3 separate regions of the Mus musculus genome follow, and regions 2 and 3 are each linked to region 1. A link is a loop called in an ENCODE intact Hi-C map of the cell type or tissue named here. Cell type or tissue: heart. All regions are shown on one strand.

Region 1 (8,000 bases):
AAAGAGACAGAGATGGAGGGATGGAAAGATTGTATTCTCAAATAACCTCCCCACCTGTGCTACCAATGAAGCTTCTGCCACCTTGCTCTTTGTGTAGTATAAATGCTAACTCTATACAATGATACACAGGTTCATGGACCTAAAAATCCCCATGGCTTCCAGATCCCTGCATAGAAGTGTACCCACTTGTTTATTTCCATATCCTTGTCCACACAACAAGCCATAGACTGAAGACTCTTTAATATGCAAGTGCCTGGCTTCTTGTGCCCACCACTGATGGCACCCTGGGAGCCACTGTGGATCTATCCCTGTGCTCACTTGCCCCTTGTCACCACATTACCAGGCTGCCCAGGTGCATTAGTCTCTGTCCTCCTCACTGTGGCAAAAGACTTGAGCAGAAGCAGTGTCAGGGTTGGGGAGGATTTATTTTGACTTGAAGTTGAAGATGGACACAGCCCATCCTAGTGAGGAGGGCATGGTGGCAGGACCATGAGGTGGCCAATCACACTGCCTTCACAGTCAAGAAACAGAGAAAAGACAGGAAGTAGAGTGGGGCTGAGGGACCTCAAGACCTACCCCCACGAGCACACTTCTTTTATTTGGGGGGGGTGTTCGAGACAGGGTTTCTTTGTATAGCCCTGGCTGTCCTGGAACTCACTTTGTAGACCAGGCTGGCCTCGAACTCAGAAATCCGCCTGCCTCTACCTCCTGAGTGCTGGGATTAAAGGCGTGCAGCACCACGCCCGGCTATGAGCTCACTTCTTAAAGCCGTGCTTTACCTCAGAGCACAAGGACCAAGCATTTAAATACAGGAGCCTCTGAGAAGCATTTTACACTGAAGCCACAATGTCTGAATTTTGCCCTTGAGTATAGCTCCCATGTACCTGCTTCTCTGTCATAGCCACAGTCACCACCATCACTCATGTACCACCATCTGCTCCTGGGCCAATGAACTTTTTATTTCTCTGTTACTAGAGCTGCCTACACAGGGCAGCCAGAGTGGCCATCATAAATATCATCCGGACCATTTCCCTCTCTAGTGTCTGACTCTGCCATGACCTATCTAGTGTATGTCTGAGACCCAGCCATTAGCTTGGTCTCCCAGACTCCATGCAACCATCACGCTATCATCCAGTAACAGTCCCTCTCATCATGTCTACAGTGTACCGTGCAATTCCCTACCAAGGCCTGGGGCCTTTGAGTGAAGCTGTAGGATTTCTGGATACCCAAGAAGTGCAGATTTGGACAGGGGTGTCCTTGCAGGGATGACTGTCTGTGGCCTTTATCTGCTTTTGCAAGGAGATTGGAATTTTCATGTTTATTCCCTCTACCTTCAAAGAAGACCTTCACTCCTAAAATGTGGTTGCACACCAGAAAACAGAGTGCAAAAGTAATCCTTACAGCTGGAAGAATATTTGTAAAAGAAATCTCTCTTTTTTCTTTCTTCCTTCCTTCCTTCCTTCCTTCCTTCCTTCCTTCCTTCCTTTCTTTCTTTCTTTCTTTCTTTCTTTCTTTCTTTCTTTCTTTCTTTCTCTCTCTCTCTCTCTCTCTCTCTCTCTCTCTCTCTCTCTTTTCTTTCTGTCTTTCTTCTCCTTCTCCTCCTCCTCCTCCTCTTCCTCCTTCTCCTTCTCCTCCTCCTCCTCCTCCTCCTCCTCCTCCTCCTCCTTCTCCTTCTTCTTCTTCTTCTTCTTTCTTCTTCCTTCCTTCTTTCCTTTCTCCCCTCCTTCCTTTCCTCTTCTCCTCCCCTCCTCTCTCCTTCCTCTCTCTTTTCAAATTAACATTTGGATGGTTTGCAAGAATGTTCTAGTACTGCCTTAGTTAGTATGTTTGAGCTTGAGTTAATTTCTCTGGGTAACAAATTTCTCTACAGATTTGCTATTAGAATTAAATGACATTTCATATATTTCTATTTTCCTTTCTTTTATCTAATGCATGTGCATTTATATCACACATGTAGTGATCCAATATACATAAGTTGAAGCTGAGTCCTTTTAGTTTCTGAACCCCCAAAATAGCTTAAATTATGCCACCTCAACTCAGAAATCCATTATATGCAATAATTATTCCACAATGCCAGTACTACCAGAGTACAGCCGGACTGGTGACACCCCCATCCCATGAGGCACATGCAGATCCTATGTGGCTCCTTCCAGGCATCTGTAGGCTGAAAATGACTTATCTCTTTCTCTTCCCCAGCAAATTAATAAATTAATTACCTTATCAAATATTAATTATGTACTGATTAGCATCCAGACTCATACTGTAGTTGTTTTGAGCAGAGCTGTCTGAAAGAAGTTCTTGGGAAGGTTGTAACCGACCAGTCCCTGTACAGTCCCTAGTGCTCACCAGTCACACAAACCCTACCCTGAAGGGAATTTCCTAGGACCTATACTGACATTTTCTGTCCTAAGCCATCCTTTCAGGGTCTCCTATTCATCTTTGTGTCCACAGTGCCTGCAACTGTGCTTGGCTCCTAGCACATGCCCTGCGAATATTTGTTGACCTAAATTAAAGAGATGGGGAGATGAACAAGTCCGTCATATTGTCTTTTATTATGGGCTGAATATTTCTGGGATTTCTCCATTGAACCTCCTCTGCTAAAGCCTTCTCCTCCCCTAGTGTGATGGTTTTTGATCTGGGTAATTTGGGTTAGATGAGGTCATACTGATAGAGCTCCCACGGAGGGATTTTCGTCCTTAGAAGAAAAGGCAGTAGGCACCAGGGGGCTACTTTCTGTTTTTACTCCTGTGTTCAGGGAAGATGTGTAAACACAACCTAAACATCTACGAGGCAGGAGAAGGGGCCTTGCAATACAACCTGCCTTGCTATACTTTGCCCTTTACCAAAGTCCACAGTCCTGCTGTGTGCCTCCAGTCTGAGGTATTTTTCCAGAGCAGACTGAGACAGCTGTGTTGTGTGTGCTCAGCTCCGAGGAGGGAAGGGAAGAATCATAGCCTTGGATGAGAAGAGCCAGCTGGGGCCCTGGCTCTGGCTTCACCTACGTGACCTTGGATTCGTCTCTGCAGCTCCAGTTCCTCCTGTGAACTGGAGAGAAGACACACACTGAGAGTCTTCATAAATCTCAAGGGTTCTTAACATTTTTCCCTCCCATTATGCCGAATGACCTTCACACCACACAAGGGCATAGGGCAAGATCTGTTCTCCTACCTCTGTTGCTAGGAAACTGAAGCCCAGAGGGGTACATTTTCATTCCCAGAACAACCTCAATAGAAAATGTAGAGGGTTATGGTCAGTTGACTCAGAATTCCACGTGTGTTTCAGCCATGTTGCGTGGATAATAGCTGTGTAATCTATCAGGTTATGAATATTGGGATGTGATGGGGTGACTCCGGAGACTAGGCTGCTAGCAGTGGCCTTGTCACCTTTTCCACAGGCCCCAAATTCCAAACAACTTAAAAGAAAGGACTGCGTAATCTTCCCTTTGTCACGAAAATGGCAGAATCATCCCGGATTCTTTGTTCCCAGGGAAGAAGTAGGTTCCGTGTTATTATATTCTCTCTGCTGCTATGTTTAAAACCTGTAAGTACGCCAACGGATTCCTATGGAACGCTACAGCAACCATTAGGAGACTGTGGGTGTCAGTAGCTGTTTTATGGCTTGGAGATTAGACAGCTCTTCATCTTTTTACCTTTTTTTTTTTTAACGTGTGCTATTGTTTACAGCACAAAGTTATGATTTAAAATGCCCATGGAAGTTCCTGAATAATTCATGCATTTACCTTAGGCTGAGAGAACCATCCCTCTCTGTGCTCTATACTAGATATGGAATTCTTGTTAGACCCCCTCTTGGAGCTCGGAGGTTGTAATTATGGATAGTATTATGAACTCTAAATAGGAACTTGTGAAATAAATATTTTTAAAATGCCCGTTTCTGCGAGCCAGGCATCTGCATTTCTGTGTTTGCAGCCAGACAGAGGGCTAGCTCTTTAGCCTAATGGCTCACTTGCATCTTGATTATTTTCATTTCCACTTATTACTGCATGTTAGACTCCCTGTGTATGAGTACAGATTGCCCTTTCTTGCACTGTATTTAGAAATCTCTGCATTACCCCTGGGCATTTGTTCATTAATAGGGGGTGGGGAGAGGAAAGGCTTGTAATAATGGGCTTTACGCATTAAACCGGGCACATCCACATTCAGGCCCGGAGGAAAAATATCTGGTTTGTGTTACTGCCCCCTGGTGGTTGTTGACTTTCACTGCAGTGTCAAGGAAGCTAGTCTTCTGTGGGGGACTTTGGCTTGCAGGGGCAGCTTCCCAGAGCTGCACAGAACTGGGCACTGTCAGGCAATCATTCACACTTGATCATTGCTTTTCATTCAGGTGAACCACAAATGCCTGAGGATCTCAGGTGCAGGCCAGATTGTTGTTAAAATACAGCAATCTTTCTGGGCTGGGAGATGGGTCATTTTGTGTATAGACACAAAAACCCCCCTAGTAACATAGGGTGATGCTTAAATGAATGAATACAGTTTGTGGGGCCACCCCCACTCATCTTTCAAGAACATGGAAAAGTCCCAGTAGCACCCATTGTAATCCATGAGAAGATTTTTGGCTACATCCAGATGAACGATTCTTTTTCTTTTAATTGCTATGTGTTTACGTGTGTTAGGTAAGCTGCAGGGACTGTTTGAAACCCATGATCTCTGAACCTTGCCGTTTAAGTGAAGATCAGAAAATGACAGATACGCTTGCAGCTGCGTTCTGTGCTGGGCTGCGTCTTCTGTCGGTCTGTAGGCAGAAACACAGGGCAGCATGGCTGTGTCCTTGGTGAATGACCTTGGACTGTAAACCACTCTAAGCATGGGTTTCCTGATTTAAAAAAAAAAAAAAAAAAGACATAAAAACAGTGACTGCCTCTTAGGGAGTTCTGTGATCCATCCGGTGTGCTGTGTATATAACATGTCTGTCACAGCACAGGTGCTCTGTCAATTCCAGATTCTTCCTACTTGTCTCTTCACACCCCAGGACACCTCTCTCAGAGCCTGCCTCTCCACATTCCCATAATGCTTTGCTTGCAACACTCACTTCATCAGACCCATTATAAGAGTTTCTGTGCTGTTTCTGCCTCTTGGTGATGAATGAGATCTTCTTGGCTTTGCTCACCTCCCCCTCTTCCCTGTGGCATTCCTTGGCACAAAGCAGCCGCTCTGAGCACGCCGGTCCTGTGAATTAAACCCCAGTGCAACATAACTATATGTAGCATTTCCCCATCCTCCCACACATGCAATGACTGTCATGCATCTGATTAAGATAGCACCTATACCTTCACCCCCTTGTCTCCAAGTTCCCATGGTCTGAGGTTGGAGTCTCAGAGAGGAAAATAGGCCACTGATGCCTGGCATTTTCCTAGTATTCACATAATATCTTATCTTACCAATGAATATGGATTTGTCATATTAATGTATATATATATATATATATATATATATATATATATATATATATATATCAGTTCTGTATAGGAGAAATGGAAAGCAGTGGAAATTTTTTAATACAGCAGTCGGACCAGGATAGATCTATTCCAGGGACAAAGAGCCTTTGCGTTCAGACAGGTAGATTTATAAGCCTTGCCCCAGTTTAGTCTGTATAAAATGGCCTTTGGCGTGATATGATCAGAGACCCCATGGGGAGGAGGAAGGGGACATAGGGACTCTTTCATTTCAGCGGCAAGCGTATGGAGCCTGGAGCTGGGTTTGTCGTTGCCCACAGAACCCAGTGTGTTTGCCTTTCAATTTCCCCTTGATTGGTCTCTGCTCTGCATGATTCTAGGTTCCTTGGACTCACCCGAATGGAGCCTCCCGGCCAGTCCCTTAAAGACAACAGAGGGCTGCCTGCTCAAGGTTGGGCCACCGAGGCACTGTTCATTTGAGGCTTGGAGAGATAACAGCTTTCATGTCCGCCCAGAAAGCTGCGAGCCTCCAGCACCTCAGGAGCGGAGATGAAAGGCCATTTGTGTTTGTGCATGTACGTTTAGTGCACTTAAAGGACGGGGACAAGAAAGAAAATAGATTCTACTGCTCTGCACTCCCTTCCAAATGTGACTTACTCCCTCTGGTGGGGCCATTTAACTCCAAAGGCGCAGCCCCTCCCCTGGTGCCCCCCCCCCCCCAAGCTCCCCACCCCCAACACAAGCACAGCGGCCCATGTGACATCTGTTCTGGGCACCACAGAGCCATCTTCCCGTTGCCATGGCAGCTGGCGGAGCAAGCCCGCCCACTGGCTGCTAGTGGAGGAGGGAGAAAAGGCCCGCAGTGTCAGGTCCTGCGCCCTGCAGCCCTGCCAGTGAGCAGCTGGGCCGTGAGCACAGTCACCCATGGTGGCCACGAGGACCCCACTTGAGCTGTGTGCACTGCACTGGCGGGTTGGAGCTGAGGTCAAGGTCATTCATTTCTGCCTCAAGTGGGAGGCAGGCCAGTGAAGGACAAAGGTGGTTGTGCTCTGCAGAGTGGGCTGATGTCTGCTCTGGGCTGTAGTACTTTGTAAAACTGGGATTCAAAATCAGAGATGGCCCCTATTGCTCTCAGCACCATGGCTGTGAATTCAGGGGCCTGAATTCAGCTCCCAGATCCTATTGGTGGTGCAGTGCCAGGTTAGAAGAGGGCTGAGTTTTACTGCAGTAAGCTCCTGGCAAAGGGATGGTTTGCAAAGTCATCCCCCACACTCACACACTGGAGCCATCTCCAAATGTACCCAGGCAGTTGGAACCACTGCTGGCTTCAGAGCTGTGATTATCCTGTCCTGACCCTGTGACCCCAAAACCTGATCTGGAATTTGGCCACACAGTTCCTCTCTGGTCTTCCTTATGATATCACTAATGAAAACCACCACCTGGGTGTCTTATACTTGCCATTCCTAACTCAATACCTATTGTAAATGAGCCAGTGACTGAGAAAGAAGACAGTGTTGGGCTGAGCCACACAGACAAGTTAGATAAGCTCCACTCTAAGAGGGGGGCCCTCAATGGGGTTCAGCCACTTACTGCCTTGTGTAGCTTTTTGCTCTGATTCCCAAAATTGTCCCTCATGTGATAAATTACAAGGCTATGTTTAGTCTTTCATTAAATATGTAAGTTGTTTCTCTCTCTCTCTCTCTCTCTCTCTCTCTCTCTCTCTCTCTCTCTCTCTCTCTCTCTTTCTCTCTCTCTCTCTCCCCATGTTTTCTTAAAAACTGATGAATTTCTAGACAGAGCCCAGAAACTTAAAGGTATTTCTATGTTTATTGTTTTAGGCTCAAGGTATTCCCTGAGCAAAATGGGAAATAACATCTTCTCCAGACAGACAAAAAACGTCCATCCTGGCCTGTTGTGTCCTTCTTCTGGTAGAAGGCCTGAGGCAGGTCCTGGACACTGTTCACAGGTAGAGCCAAGAAAATAGGGTGCAGAGCACCCCAAACAAAGCTAGACTGAACATGCTGTGCTGTGGGTACAGATTCCACTGTTGAGATCAATCACCTATGTTTGTAAAAAATGCTCACACATCCTTTGTGACATCCACATGCCATCAGAGGGTGAGCCAATTCTCCAGCAGCCCAGGTCATGTTCAAGCAAGACCTTCCCAGTAAGACTATTATCAGACAACAAAGAAGAGCATCCAGTTCACTATGTGTTGATCTACATTCAAGCAGGTTCCTTTGGCTTCTTGAAAGTGGTTAATTTTTCTGGCATAATATCATATAGCATTATGATTTTCTTGGTGATATCATATGCTTCATGGCCTTTGCTTCCTTAAACCGAGGCTTCTTCAGTCACACTGGGATGCAGCAAAAACTGCTCATCTCTGCTCATCTCTCCCCGCGGAGCCACGTCAGGACCATGTGATTAAAGCATTATTAGTATGCAGCAAGGTGCCCTTCTCCGGCTACATCAGTTTGCAAAGTGGTCCTCACAAATGCACACATCCTTTGTTATGATGGCAGGGCTGTGGGTTTCTGGAGCAAGACTAATAAGACCTTGAGGTAGAAGGGAAATTAGGTGACCCAGC
Region 2 (8,000 bases), 250 kb before region 1:
CAGTCAGTTACCTTGTTCAAGTAGGAAATTAGATTGATCTGAAAGGCTGTGCTCTTCAAAAAAGCTACCTTTGCTGTGGCTGCATTAAGATTTTTGTGAGTACTTCCATAAAGCAACTAAAATACAGTTTGCAGAAGGAGCCATCTCCTCATAACAAAAGACGACTACTGTAGCCTGTGATTTTAAAAATGCCATAATAGAAATGTTCCTATTTCTTAAGTGTCCCAATAAAAACAGCGCCCTGACTTATTCTTTTGGACATATTTTAAGTGTGGTAAGCTGATGTAAAATAACAATGAATGGATAGCATTCAAATGTAGAGCTCCATAAAGAAATGCTAAAATTCACCTAGGTGGGGGTGGGGTGAGGGGTAGGGGAGTGGGGTTGCTAATAGATAGGGAAGCCACAGATGCCAATCCCCTACCCCTATAGGTAGGAAATCCAAAACATCAGAGAACTTTTAGGAACACTGATAAACCCAGGCTGGGTGTGGTGGCGCACACCTTTAATTCCAGCACGCAGGAGAGGTAGAGAGGCAGGTTGGGTCTCTGTGAATTTGAGGCCACCTGGGGCTACTTGATGAGTTCCAAGCCATCTAGGAATGCATAATGAGACTTGGTCTCAAAAAAAGTGAAAATTCATTTGAAATCTATCAAGAACAGGAAAGAACAACCAAAATAATGCTGAAAAAAAAAAGATTTATTAGTTGTCGAACTTTAAAAATTTGCATCTAATTTACTCACATGTTGTGTGTGTATTCATGCCACAGCATACATGTAGAGGCCAGAGGACAATTTGAAGGAAGTAATTTCTCTTCTCCTGCCAATTGGGTTTCAGAAATCAAGCTCAGGCCATCAGGCGGAGGGAGGATAAACACTCACCCGTGGGGCCACCTCTCTGGCCCTAATCACAAGTTACTGAAAGAGATTGGTCTAATCTGGAGGTGGGCATGATGGCTCACAACAGCACTTAGATGGCTGATGCAGGAGAACCAGAGTTCAAGGCCAGCCTAGACTATGCAGCAAGTTGGTGGGCAGCCTGGGCTATGTGAGATGGTGTTTCATAAAACAAAAGAGAATCTGATCTTATTTGGAAAGTTTCTAGTTTTTGTTTATCCATCTATCTAGGGTTAGTTCAGAATGTGTGTGTGTGTGTGTGTGTGTGTGTGTGTGTGTGTGTGTGCATGCGTGTGTAGTGTGTAAAAGTGAACCACAGCTGACCCAATGGGCTGAGATTTTTATTTCCTTAAAGGGATCACATTCATGATGACATTATTCTTGTATGGACATCACTCCACCCTTTAAGACAGTCCCTACTGATTCTCTGAAAGTGACATGAAGCTTTTAATATTAATAGAGGGCTCAGGCTGCTGCCATTAGTACATTCTGTATAATGCTAAGATTTTGAGCTTGGTTCCATGAGCAGATGGATGTGGAGAGCATTTAAATGACAGAAAAATAAGTGTATCATCAAAACCTCAAGTAACACACAGAGTCGGTGGGTGAATCATTACAATGCCATCCATAAGCGTCCTTCGTAATTTCTGGTCTCTCATTTTCATATTAACTGGAATGAATTTCTTCTAAAATGCAATAGCATGGGAGACAAGAGGGGACAAATTGACTTATTGATGAAAGAGAAACAATCCTCTCGCCCCATAAAGAATCAGGTAGCCTTTTAATTTAAAGGTCCAGCTGAAGGATCATGCTGTTATTTCCCCAGGGAGACTTTGAATAGGATTTCCTTGTGGTGTGAGAGAGCCAGAAAAAGACAGAGGCATATTTTTCTCACCTCCACATCTGCAGGCTCCTAGTCCCTTCTCATCTGCATCCCTAACTGGCTGGGTCCAGGGCTCAGTGCTCTAGTCAAGGGTGAAGATGAGAAGTGGCAGCCGGCTCAGGGTGAGGATGACAATCGCTCTGATTGGCCACGGGATGCTCATGCAGTCAGACATACACAGTGCAAATTCTTATTTTTAGAACTCTCCATAGCATCCTTGTGACTCGGGATCTGCACCCTCCCTGAGCCTCCCACGCGCCCTGATCCACAGTCATTTCTAGGCGCCGTAAAAGATGCTCAGCTTTTCACTTGTCCACTGGGTTATCTGAACGCCCTGGTCATACAGGAGGGTGTGGGTCTCTTCCTCTGACTTGTGCTGCACACATCTCAGCGTGAACATTGCAGGGGCTGGGTTACCGATGAGCTCTCCCCTCTCCCATAACTTTGATTTTGATCCATTCCAAGTCGAGATCTTCTGCCTTGACCTCCTGCAGTGTCTGAGACCTGCACAGCCTACCCCCTGTGGTGCACTAGTGCTGCCCCATGGGGCACTGATGTGACCGCTCCCAGCACTATGCTCATTAATTCTGTGGCTCTTCATGCTTGTCTACCCCAGTCTGTTGTCTCTCAGAGCAAAATGCCCGGAGGAGCCAGAAGCATCCCCACCCTTGGTCTATAGACCATATATCTGGGAATTATCTTAAATTTTTCTATATTCTCTTTCTGGAACAGGACTCAGCATATAGGCAAGAGCACTTCCACTAAGCTACAACCCTAGGGTTATGCCAAATCCTTTATGTCCTAGTTACAAAGACCTGCTCTTCTGCTCAATGATGTCTGCAGCTCTGTCGCTGCTTCTTCACTTGGAATCCCTCATAAAGTCTGGTCTGGAGCATGGTACCCTAGCAGGCTTTCTACGTCTTTTTCTGCATCCTTTCAATGCAGTATCTGCTTCTAACAATTATGACATTATACTATGGTCCTAATTTAAAGTTGCTTAGTGGCTCCATTTCTAGTGGGACATCCTTGAGCATGTCAGCCACCCACAGTCCCTGGAGTCACAAAGCCCTTGACTATTTGTTGTTGTTGTTGTTTGTAACCTCACTACAGGGCCCAGGCTGGCCTCAAACTGCTGATCCTCCTGCCTCTGCTTCCCAGGTGCTGGGATTACAGGCATGTGCCACCCCTCTGGCTCCTGTCTAACTTTGCAGCCAGCCATGGCTTTATTGCATTCTTCCTGCCTGATGTGGTTCCTGAAGCTACTAAGTGGATTTTGCTTTGTTATACTTTATCCTTATGTTTGCCTGTGTGATATTAACTAAGTCTCTCCTGTTCTAGGCTGTGGAAGTCTATCTGCTGTTCTGAAATGGCCTCAGGCTTCAAGCCTTTCAGAGCCTCCTTGGCCTTCCCAAGGCTGGAATGACTTCTCTCTCTGGGAGACAACACTCCATTCTGTAGGGGTGACGTCTGTAGGTAAGACTCCATTCTGTGTCCCCTGTCTTGTCCTCTGGCCTCTGAACATTTGGCTAAGTTAGATCTGCCCCTGCGAGCTTGTTTATTGACACAAGAGTCCTTGGTCTCCCAGACATGACTCAGTTCAGGGGCATCATCGTGACCTTGAGGGTTAAGCGTTACACAGAGATGTAAATATTTTTGGCTTTGTGGAAGGTCAGGAAGGTGGGATGTCAGTGTGTACAACACACTTGCAGTTCGGTTGTCTTACGAGCTGATTCTAAAAGAGAAAGTCTATTCTGGTGTATGCTGCATGTTCCTCGGAGGAGACAGCCATAGGTGTCGAGTGTGGGGTGAAAGAGATGCAGCTGGCAGATTTCCCATCTCGACCAAGGCACATACATACAGTCTCACCATCACCGAGCATAGCTGCTTTTGTCGTCATTTGGACTGTGCTTCCTGAGTACACAGGTCTCCTCATGCTAGTGTTTTATAACCCCGACACGGAGGCACACTCCTGGAACACTCGGTACGGTTTGCCTCAGTTCATGAATAGAATACACTCACAGGCTTTCACTCATCCCATTACCAATGGTCTTTGCTATGTTGTTCTTATTTAAAGTGTCCCTGAGATTAGAACCACTAAGATTTCTCTTGGAATTTTAATACCTATGCATTCCTTGGGTACCAGTTCATCAAAACAAACCCTGTAAGAGATGGCCCTGTAAAGGCAGAACCCGCATTGGGCATGTCTGCTGAATAGATGATGTAGTTACAGGTGGGAGCCACCAGATGGCTTAAGGAAGTGAATTTATCTCCAACCGAGACAGCTTAGAAATCTGGGACTTTAAAAAGCAGCGACTGGAGAACAATCGAAAGGTTCTCTTTAACGAACCTCTAATAACCAACAGCAACTCCTCATTATCACCTGACGTCGGCGATGGGTTTAGACAGATTTTTTTTTTTTTTTTTACTGAAAACACTTTTTTTTTTTTTTTGGTTAACCTTCTAACGTCTCCATGCTTTAAGAATTACAGAATAATCACTGAAACTCAATTTAATTCCACAAATATTTGTTGAGCGCTTAAGTCTCAATTAAGCTTTCTGAGCGGCTTGTGGAAACATAATGCTACCCGAAACTCAGCTTGCTAGACATGGAGAAATGTATGGAAGACGCAAGGCAGAGATGGATTTTTCTCTCTTTGTGCTCCTGAAGGAAGATCACCGTTTGAAGAAGTGCTGGTGGAAAGACAATTGTGGTCTAGAAAATTCCTGCAGATAATTTATAGGTGACATAAGTAAGATTAAACTGAACACTGTAAGTAACCACAATATTTATCAACTAAGCTGTGCTTTATCTTGCATATACCAAAACCAGAGTTGAAGTTATTTGGTTAAGAAGTCACTGTGGTCATTTGAAAATAAGCCTAAATGCACTGTCATCTGGAAAGAGACAAACCATTGGTAGATGGCGTTCAAATGGTTGTTTTCTTCTTTACCTTGAATATTTGGTGTCATGTAAAGTGTTTGAGATATGCCCATTTAAGGAAAACTTATTTGGCTATGTAAGGACTTACACATAAGCCTGGTTAACAGTAATTCCGTCCCTGTGGGCACGCTGAGAGGCCGGGAGCGGATGCTGGATATCTGTTTTATCACTGTCTGCCATATTCCTTTGAGAGAAGATTTCTCACCGAGCCAGTAGGCACAAGCCGAATTGCTCCCCTGTCTCCACCCACTACAGTGCTGGGGCTATAGCTGTATGTGAAGGCCATGCCCATCTCCTTAGGTAGAAGCTGAGGATTTGAACTCAGGTTGTCATGTTTGCATAACAAACACTGTTTAAGTGGAATTATGCATATTAAGGTAGTCCTTTACAACTCTTCAATATCAGATCTTTTAAAAACTTGAAGCAAGCCTGGCGGGATAGCATACTCCAACAATCTTAGCACTCAAGAGGCGAAGGTCAGAGGGTCAAGAGTTCCAGGCCAGCCTGGGCTACCTGCAAAGATCCTAACTGAGGGAAGCAAAGAAAAACAAGTTGAATCAGGTAGAAGGAAAATCAGAAAAGGGTCTTTCATAAAGCTGAGAGCATAACATGTCCTGTAATTATTGCTATATCAGCTTAGAAATATGTGTTTGCTAATGAGAACTGAGCATAACAAACTCCCTGAAACAGAGCACCGGATCCCCTTTGAAACGTAAACTAAAATTGGACAATTAACTACTTAAAGCATTGATTTCATCTGAAGTGATAAGAATTTTTGATAAACCTGAAGTGGAAATTTGATCTTTCCCTTCCAGCTTCGAGGAAACTAACACGATGAAGATTAGCAAGGTCGGATGGCCTGTGGGGCTGCAAGAAAACCAGACGCTGCTTGAAGTAGGTTGCTCACTTGTCCTTTTTACTAAGATGCCGCGGCTCATCTTTGCACTGACTTATTTTGTTAAATAAGCATTTATGTATTTACTCTGGGAGATTTTAAAATTGAAAAACGTGATGGGAAAATGCAAAGCAGCCAGTCATGGTAGTTCGCGTCTTTCCTTCCAGTGTTCAAGAGTGAGAGGCAGGTAGCTTAAGTATGAGGGCAGCCTGGTCTAGAGAGTGCGTTCCAGGCCAGCCAGGGTTACAGTGCGAGACTGTGTTTTAGTCAGGATTACTAGTGGATGAAACACCATGACCAAAGCAAGCTGGCGAGGAAACGGTTTGTTTGACTTATACTTCTGCATTAAAGGAAGTCGGGACAGGAACTCAAACAGGGCAGGAACCTGGAGGCAGGAGCTGATGCAGAGGCCATGGGGTACTGCTTACTGGCTTGCTCCTCATGGCTTGCTCAGCCTGCTTTCTTAAAGAACCCAGGACCACTCTTAGCCCCGGATTATTATCACCCATAATGAGTTGGGCCTCCCCACCTGGGTCACTTACTAATTAAGAAAATGTTCTAGCAAGCGGTTGTGGCATAGGCCTTTAATCCCAGTACTCAGATAGCAGAGACAGGAAAGTCTGAGATTGAGGCCAGCCTGGTGTACAGAGTGAGTTCTAGAACAGCCATAGCTATAGGGAGAAACCCTGTCATGAACAGCACCCCACCACCACCACCACCACTCCCAAATGTCCTACAGGCTTGCCTATATCCTGATCTTCTGGAGAGTTTTCTCAGTTGAGGCTCCTTCCTCTCTGATGACTCTAGCTTATACCAACTTGACATAAAACTATCCAGTGTACCCTGTTTCAAAATTAAAAAGAAGCAAATTAGACACAGTTCAAACACACACACACACACACACACACACACACACACACGGTGGGGGTGGGGTGCAGATTTAAAAATTTTTTTTTTATTTTCAGTCCTATTTCCTTGTGACTCTATATGACAGCTCTGTAACAGAATGTATCCCTGCAGGTTGCCAAGATAACTCAAAACTTGGAGCTGAGAGCAATCAAGGACTCCCCACATGAAAGACATTTAGGGGGTGGGGGCAGTGGTAGAGCAGTTGCCAAGCATGTGTGAGGCCCTAGGTCCAATTTCTAATTTCCAGAATCTTCCGTCTCCCAAAAGAGAGTTTTATACAATTGGGGGAGGACCCAACTGTTCTGCCAGTTTATCCAGAAGTTGTCGTGTCCACAGAGTACAGGAATAGATGGCCTGCCTTAGGAAGAGGTCTCTAGGACTTTTCCTTCAAAGCTGATGGAACCAGACTTGCCCTCGGCTGCTGTAATAGAGAAGCGCATTTTCCCAGGGGAAGTGTCTGCTGACAGCGCATGCGCATGCCTGGAGCTCAGCTTCGAGATCTTCCTATCTGTGGAGTAAGAAGGTAGGTTGCAGAGGAGACCCATAGTAAGGTGAGCATGCATGTGCTTCTTCTGGACTTAGGGAAACCATGGAAGGAAATGAGATAAATCCATTTTGAGCCCAACATCTTTCTTTTTTCTTTTTTCTTCTTTTTTAAATTAATTAATTTATTTGTTTATTTTACACTCCATATTTTATCCAACTCCCAAACCCCTCCATCCACCCTCCTACTGCTCCACATCCCATACCTCCTCCCCACGCCCCTGCCTCCATGTGGGTATCCCTAACCCCCACCCTTCCTGACCTCTAAACTCCCTGGGGCCTCCAGTTTCTTGAGGGTTAGGTGCATCATCTCTGAATGGACACAGACCCGGTTGTCCTCTGCTGTATGTGTGTTGGGGGCCTCATATCAGCTGGTGTATGCTGCCTGTTTGGTGGTCCAGTGTTTGAGAGATCTCGAGGGTCCAGGTTAATTGAGACTTCTGGTCCTCCTACAGGATTGCCCTTCTCCTCAGTTTCTTTCAGTCTTTCCCTAATTCAACAACAGGGGTCAGCTGCTTCTGTCCATTGGTTGGGTACAACTATCTACCTCTGATTCTTTCAGCTGCTTGTTGGGTCTTCCCAGAGTGCGTTCATGCTAGATCCCTTTTTGTGAGCGCTCCATAGCCTCAGTAATAGTGTCAGGCCTTGAGCTGGATCCCACTTTGGACCTGTCGCTGGACCCTCTTTTCCTCTGGATCCTCTCCATTTCCATCCCTGTAATTCTTTCAGACAGGAACAATTATGAGTCAGAGTTGTGACTGTGGGATGCCCCCCTCCCTCATTTGATGCCCTGTCTTCCTGCTGGAGGTGGTGAGCCCAACTTCTTAAACTGTGGGTCACAACCCCATCATATGGGGGTTGCAAAACAAAACAACAATAACAACAGCAAGAACAGCAAGAACAAAACGCAATGATAAAGGTTTCTGCATGCTC
Region 3 (8,000 bases), 140 kb before region 1:
GATACTCCAGATGCCTTTAGGTATAGACCTTAGATACTTTTAGACCCAGTCTCTGTATAGTTTTAGTCTAGATCCTAAGCATGTCTATATCTAGAACTTTGGTATCTCTAGTTCTAGATTCTGGGCAACTTTAGACCTAGATCCTGGTAGCCTCTAGGTCTAGATCCCAACTTCTCCCTCGTCTGGCCCCTGGCCTCCCACCTCTTGGCTTGTGTCCTGTCCACCATTTTGCCTAGCTCCATTTTGCAGAAACACAAACAACTTTTTAGAGAACATCTGATCACTCCCTAATGAGTACATTTATACCCGAGGCTGGCAAACTTCGTGATTCTATCAGAGCAAGAAATCTTATTTATAAAGAGGCTGGCTAATTATCCATGACATTTTAAATGTCTGAATTGTCCTTGAGCTGAGAGTGTGAAAATCCAAAGACTCAGGGGTATACACTCCCTGTAGATTTGCTCGATTTCCCATACCCAGACAGTAAAAACCAAACGAGTCTCAGCCATTGAACAATCATAACATTCCAAGCATGAAAGCAGTGTGAAGAACCTGTTAACTACAAGGCTGCTAATTTTCTATCACAGAAAATATCACTGAATATGAAGACGGTCACTTGAGTAGCAATGAAGACATAACTTATGTGCTTTGCTGATAGATTAACACTCACCTGAGTGGCTGGGCCAATGATGGCAACAGTCACTTTAATCTACCACAGTATAGAAGGAATGGCAGAGCCCACAGTCACTTGAGGAGCTCATGTGCTATTTGTTGTTGTTGTTGTTGTTGTTGTTGTTGTTGTTGTTGTTGAAATACAGAGCACTGTAAGTTGACTAGCGAGTCATGGTGAATTAAAAACTCTTGGATTCTCAAGGTTGGGATGAAGTTGGGATGCTTAAGAGCTCGGTGGTTGAGGGGAACATGGTAACACAGAATCCAAACCCACTGCTATGCCAAGCACAAAAGCTTTTTTCTATGCACATGTGCGTATTAGTGTAAGTACACACAGGTCACGACGTGTTTGGGAGTCAGAGAATGAGCTCAGCTGTTGGGCTTGTCAGTTATTTGGCACTGCCCGTACCAGGCTAGCTGACCTGTGAGCGTCCAGGGGTCCTTCTGCCTAGTATATCTAGTAACAAGCTTTACACAGCCTCTGGCATCCAAACTCAGGTCCTCACCTGAGTGGCTGAGAACTAAACCATCTCAGTCCTCATGAAGGCTTTCATTGGCTTGCTTCTTTGTGGGTTTATTGAATTTCTACAGGTGTGTTTTTCTCCCTGGTAGAACATGGCTCTTAGGAGTTAATGCCCGATTGCATGTTTCTAGACATTTTGTGGATGCCGAGGCATGAGACAGTTGAAACTTCTTTATCCAAAATTTTGCTTAGCAGTGGCCATTTCACTGTGATACTTACTGTGTCTAGTCATCACCCATCCTGTGTCATGCTGCCCCACTGGGTCAGTTTCATCTTTTGAAAATTGACTTATTTTTGTGTTTAAAGTAATATGGTCATAAAATAGGATCATCATCCATTTTTTAAAAATCTAACACAACTCTTGAGTCTCTTAGAATAACTGCAGATAATGGATAAGAGGTCCAGGCTCCCTGGGGGCCCTGAGAATTGTTCTATTCCTCTTTCTAGAAAGGAGGTGGGGTAGAATGAGCTCCACTGTTCTGTTTGGCTGTCACAGTCCATCAGTGGTAAGCATGTGTGTCCTATCAGTGCATTCCAGGCTTTCTGAGAAGAAAGGTTTGGTTTTGATGCAGTAGTGTGTTTTTTGAGTGGATGCTCTGTCTGCTGTCCATCTTGGCCTTATCTTGTTGTTTCCTATGGTGACGTTTATGGTTTGTGGTCAAGACCTGAATACACCACCATGGGCAATATGAGTTAGGAATGTTTGGCTCTAGGTTCAAATAATTCCAAATTTCTCAGGAGCAGATTTCTCACATGTAAGGTGGGAGCCCTGCTACTTTGTGGGTTGGCATGAGATTTAGTGAGATATTGATGCTTCATCTGCCTCTTGGTGCCTGCTGGTCTCTCTGCACTAGTGCCTCTCCCCAAGGAAGTTTTTAGTATGCAGAAATATGACTATCGAGTCGTTCTAAGGTGGGGGGACCTGTTTATTCTACATTCATGAAACCTTTCTGACAGCAAATGTATGGATTTCCTACACCAAAGCATTCTCCCTATTCTCTGTATACAGTGGCTGGGTGTCCAGGAGCTCTTCTTGGACCTGCCCTAAGTTCCCAGAGCTCCTGCCGGACTTTACACATCAGGTCTTAGTTCCAAAAGACTACCCAATCCCATTGTGGATGCCAACCACGAGTCATTGGCCTCAGTCTTTCCTAGAGGTCTGGGGATAGGACTACAGGAAGTTCTAGCCTTCTAAATTATATGGTTGGTTCCTTGTCAGCATCCTCCCCCAATTGCCCCTGTCTTCTAGGATTTACTTCATTAGCATAAACTCAAGGATGGGGAGACTTGCTTTGCCCCACATAAGATATACCTCTTACCCTTCTCATCCAGAAATTGAGGAGCTATGTACCAGGAACCAGGGCCATAGACTAGATCTATTAACCAATCTCCCTCCCTCCTTCCCTTCTTACATTCCTCCCTTCTTACATCCCTCCCTTTCTTTTTTATCTTTGTATAGTATGTTTGTGTATATGTACATGTGTATGAGAATGTGCTTACCTGTATGCTCAGGTGTGTGTGTGTGTGTGTGTGTGTGTGTGTGTGTGTGTGCCAGAGCTAATGCTGGGAGTCTTCCTCTGTTGTTGTTCATCTCAGTTTCCTGAGCTCACTGTTTTGATTAGGCTGGTTGACCAGCAGGTACATTGGATCCATCTGTCGCTGCCTCTACCCCTCCAGCACTGGAATTACAGATATATACCATTGTGACTAGCATTTACCTGGGTGCAAGGATGACAAATTCAGCTTCTTCTGCTTTCACTGCAAGCACCTTGTCTATAGAGACATCTGCCTTATGTCACAAATATGGAACATATTTGTTTAGCACTGGACACTGTTGGAGATTATGTTTTAGTTTTTTCTGTTGATTGCATTAAAGAAAACAATGGGAAAATAAGTGTTTTAAGAAGCTGGAAGATTGAGATATGCTCTAAATACTCTCCCTGGCTATTCACTACCTCCAAATATTCCCAAGTGGTTGAAAAATACACTTGTCTTTAGCTGACTTCTGAACTTGACCTCAGACCTGTTTTTGGTCTACCTTGATAACTTTCAATTCCAGCCTTCTTTCCTGGATTTGTTTATGAAATACACAGTCAATGCAGCAAACACTAAAACGAGACAATATCCTAGGTATCGGGAATAGGTAAGCCTACACCCACAGTGGGACATGGGAGGAGATCGAACAGAGCCAGAAACTTCCCTTCTGTACTGTATACTGTATACTGTAGCTTCAAATATTACCAAGTGTTATGAAGGAAACTAAACCAAAGTAGGTATGAGAAGGGAGGCAGAAGATGCTGTGGAACAGACATGGCAGAGAAGACTTCTTTGTGGAGCTAATCCCTGGGTAGAAACTTGAAATGAGAAGTGAGAGAAGCAATCATCTGCAGCAAGAATGCTCAGGTAGCTGGAACAACAGTGCAAAGGCCTCATGGGTAACATGTTGGTTTGTTCACATGGTAACAATAAGTGTGGTAGGGAGAAGAGAGCAACAGGGAAAGGAGACATGGATAGAAAACAGCCAGGGACCGACCTTTGGAAAGGACTTCAGGCCAAGGTACAGGCCATAGAATTCATCTTAATGATGATGTAGAGCTGTAGAAAACCATTGCTCATGTTGCTCAATGAAGATGGGGTTCAGGGAAGCCCAGAGAGAAGGTGAGGGTAGAGTCAGGGCATTGGTTATTGGTAGAGGAAATGGAAAGAACTAGTTGGATTGCTGGAGGTGGTGACAGGTGGCCACAATCCAGAGCCCCACAGGTAGAGCCAGTGCAGCATTTTAGTATCAAGTGGAAGAGTCTCAGAAGCTCACCAGGGCCCTCTCACCCACCGACTATGCTTATGAGGTGAGCAACCCTCCTCCACAGGACTGGTACCTTGACCTGACTGGGTGGGACTACTGTGCATTTTGTTTGAGGGGGATAAGTGGGAAAATATATTTACTCCTCAAAATGCAGAAATGTGAGTGAAGTATCAGAGTTGTATGGAGAGAGCAGTGCTATTTTTCTTGGCACATGGACCTGTCTACAGCTTCCATCTGGAGCCCCAACATTTTGAGGCTTGAGTGTGGGCAGGAATGGACAAGAGGTTTCAGTGGCTAGCCTGTTTTATCCTTGATGCTATGCAGTGGAGTCAAGCTTTCTGGTTCCTAAGCCAAGCTCCAGATAACTGCTCATTTTATTTATAGAACATCCAAGAATATCTAAAATAAATAGCAAAGATGTAGATTTTGAGTTCAGGGATATAAACAACATTGTGCATTAGTTATCTATTGTTTTATAAATTATATTCTAACTTGGCACCCTAAAACAAAACACATAAATGATCAATTTCTGGGGTTCAGGGTCCTAGATACACTCAGCTGGCCTTCTCCTTCATGGTTTTGTTAATGTGTTAGGGAAGGTAGAGGTCTTAACATGAAGGCTCCACCCAGGAAGTCATCCTTCAGGCTCACTGGTATGGTTGTGGGACAGAACCGATTTCTTAAGAGCTTTGGATTGAGTGTCTCACTCCTGCTGGCTGTCCTCAATTCTTTGTCACACAGGTTTTCCCAATGTGTTACCTTGCTTCATCAAAGCATGCAAGAGAGAGTGTCAGCTATTGAGATGGAATTCCAGCCTTCTGTTGTTTAGTTCCAGGAATGGGGTTGCCTTAATGCCATATTCTATCACTTAGAGGCCAGTTACTCAGGGAGAAAGGATTATGCAAATCCATGAGTCCCACCAGGATCTGAGCCTGCTGGCTGTCTGCTACAGTGACTTGTATATGATGAGACTGTGTATTGTAAATGTTCTTCTAGGTAATATTAGGTTAGAAAAGACCTTTGTGAGCACACTAGATCATCCTCAGGGCTTAGGGGCAAAACCTAAGTAATTTAAAGGAGTGCCATGACATCTTTGAGGTAGAGCAGCTTTGAGGTAGAGCTGGACCTCTTGACCTTCAGACAATAGGCAGAAGGGGTTATATTATCTAGCCTCAAGTTGGTCAGTCTTGAGTTCACAATTTCTGTCTCAAGGGTTTCCATTCATTTGTACACTTTTTTTTTTTGGAGTAAATGTATATATGCACTTGCATGTGGAGGCCAGAGATGCCTTTATTATTCTTTCTCAGGCACTATCTATTTTTTTTTTCCTGAGACACAGTCTCTTCAGTGGCATGGAACTCAACAAGTAGGCTAGGCTAGTTGGACAGTGAACCCCAGAGTTCCATTTGTCTCTGCCTCCCCAGTGCTGGCATTACAAATACATAACACTACCACTCCCAGCTTCTTGTTTGACAAGAATTCTGGGGATGAAATTCAGACTCTTAAGCTTGCAAGATAAGTACTTTACCCAATGAACCATCTTCTTAGCCCCTTATTTGTATACTTTAAATATACCATTGTTATACTCTGAACCCAGGCCTGCATCCAAATGGATTGTATTAATGGCCTGTCTTGGACTTTGTTTCAGACCCCAGGTACTGAGTGTATGCTGAAGCTTCTCCAGCTGAGGTCTGATATTTTTCTCTTTTTGCTTCTTTTCATCAGCACACCTTTGAAGCATAAGCATAGACTTGAGGTCTTTAACTACACTTCAGTAGCTGATTGGCAGCCTTGCCTATCTAATATTTTCCTTTATAGTGTCCTCTAAGACCAGAGGTCACTATGTTACAAACCATCATCAAACAATTTAGTTTATCTAAAATCTTATACTTTCTGTGTTGTAGCCATGAGTATGTTACTTTTAGGCCATTATCACAACAGATGCTGGAAACATTAGAGACAGGGATGGGAACTAACAAAGGAAGGCCTCAGCACAGATCATCATATCATGTGCTACTTTGTGCCCTCATCCCCAGGAACTTAAATAAGAACAATGGGTCAGGACACAAGGTCTGCATAGTGCCTAAAGTCAACTGTTAATGGATGGATGGATACTACAACAAATGGCTTAGATGGATACTACAACAAAGAAGTCATGGAAATGTTGGGTTGGTCAGTATGGCTGCAATCAAGGGCAGGCCAAACACATGAAGGCTTAAAACAGTCATGGTCAGAGCAAAAATAAAAAGTAGTTTATGATTTAGAAATCAAAAGTCACAGTGATGGGCAGAGAGCCAGAGGTGGCCAAGCTGGGGCTAGGCTGGGTGTCTTACCCTTTCTTCTTTCCCTCCTCTTTTCAAGTTGAAGATAAAGGGTGTAGCTTACATAGGATTTGAAAGGTTTTAGCATTTTTAAATGCTTCCCTGTTCTTCTCCTTTATAACCTGTCTTTTTTTTTTTTTAAGACCCCTTTTAAACAGCTATGGGTAACAGGTTTGCCTGATTATCTGAGAGTATTAGGTCTGATTTTTTTTACCCAGCCCACATAGCAACCCTGGTATATTAAACAGGATGGTGTCTGATAGATGGAGAGATCTAGCATCAGAATTATACAGTGATAGGTCAGAGCACTCACAAGCTTTCTGTCATGTAAGCAGGGACACCTGCCACTAGGACCCACAGCTGGGTTTTCTCTTTGTAAATCTGAAGGTCAGATTGAAGAGAGTGTCACCTGACACCATCAGCTACTTGGTGGAGGAAGAGAAAGGAAGGTTAACAGAGGCAGAGAAGTGAATGCTGTTGAATAAGACACGAGGACAAGCAGTGGCTAAGTGTGCTCTTCCTATCTTTGTTGCCTGAGACCTGCCTCTCAACTGCTCTTTCCTCATGTTCCTCCAGCTTTTGATAAACATTCCCAACATTTGCCATGCCACCTTCTATCTCAAGATTAAAGGGCTGCCAATTGCCTTCTGAACAGCCCCTGCCAGTTACATCTCCAGAGATGGCGCTACCCTCAGTGAATGCCAGTCCTCTTGGGGTAGACAGTTGGCTGCAGGGTGGTTTATCAGCATGCCAGACCAGGGATTCACTGTAAATTCTCCAAAGTCCCAGGAGTTTCATTCCAGTCTTCAGCAGCAGCTGGATGATCTAGGATGTTACCTGAGCATGTTGAGGGATAGGGCAACCTAGTAGGTCAGGTGCTCTGATGACAGGTAGATGGAAGTGAGATAGAAATCCTGTTTATGACTCAGAATGGATGTTCTGAAGATGCCATGGGAGGATTTGTAAGAGCTGTGAGCAAAGTTTAATCCTTAGTAACTATGATGGGCCAAGGAATATTCATGGGTATCTTGGGAAGTCATTAGGAAGGGGTGCAGAGAGCTGGGAGGATTGTGAAGGGAAAGGGTTGTATGCCAGGACCTAGTCCTTTAACAGCCTTTTCTGCCTCAGCAACCAAGGATGTCTTCACCCTTGACTACAGGTTGAATTGACATTCAGTTCTTTCCTTAACTTGGTGACCCATGTTCCTATGGAAACCCCTCCCTCATCTTTCAAAGCTGAACCCTGCTGCTAGCACTGAGTTCTTTCACATGGGCCATCCTCTCACCTTTTCACATTGACTCGGAGAGAAGGATATTTATTCCCAGTTATTCCTCACAATGAGCGCAGTGAAGCTCAGAGATGTCACATGAACAAAGGCAACATTCTGTGGGACCAGAGCTCACCAGCGCTGCATACTCAAAGCTACAGAGCACTCTACCCTTCCCCGCTGTGGGTCCAGCTGATGCTCCCTTTGTGATGGACCAGTACTGCACTGGCTATGAGCATGGTGAGCCGAATTTGACTTCTGTGCTTCAGTCCTTTCTCACATAGCCCTGTCCATGAGGACTTGTCCTTCTTGTGGAGTCTTGACCCACTCCCATCCCAACATCACATCCTCACGTTCCTCACAAGCTGCTCTAGGACAAGGCTGGCAAACAATTCCTATAAAGGTCCAGATGGT

Evidence for each region. Peaks named below come from ENCODE experiments on the same cell type or tissue, not always from the same donor. Only the 100,000 strongest peaks of a DNase experiment are listed, where the experiment ranks them.
Region 2: it touches region 1 in a loop (8-fold over the local background); 28 of 42 quality-filtered maps call a loop at or near these places.
Region 3: a loop joins it to region 1, with 1.9 times the contacts of the local background. A loop is called at or near these places in 2 of 42 quality-filtered maps.

The regions. Positions count from the first base shown.
Region 1 is chr14:64,198,201-64,206,200 of GRCm38, reverse strand. All of the region lies in intron 5 of Msra (methionine sulfoxide reductase A), which reads left to right. It overlaps Gm52129 (a long non-coding RNA gene), which reads right to left and starts at 6,848. Exons shown (of 3, transcript XR_003951176.1): 1 at 5,806-6,848; 2 at 5,047-5,183; 3 at 1-3,045. In heart, no CTCF peak of the experiment used is centred here; DNase peaks (open chromatin) are centred at 2,950, 4,190 and 6,250; H3K4me3 peaks cover 693 bases; H3K27ac peaks cover 2,743 bases.
Region 2 is chr14:64,450,011-64,458,010 of GRCm38, reverse strand. It overlaps a transcript of Msra not described here. Among named protein-coding and RNA genes, the nearest start is that of Msra, 13 kb to the right of the region's middle. In heart, a CTCF peak has its summit at 4,014 (motif pointing right); no DNase peak of the experiment used is centred here.
Region 3 is chr14:64,333,833-64,341,832 of GRCm38, reverse strand. All of the region lies in intron 1 of Msra (methionine sulfoxide reductase A), which reads left to right. Among named protein-coding and RNA genes, the nearest start is that of Gm52131, 24 kb to the right of the region's middle. In heart, no CTCF peak of the experiment used is centred here; no DNase peak of the experiment used is centred here.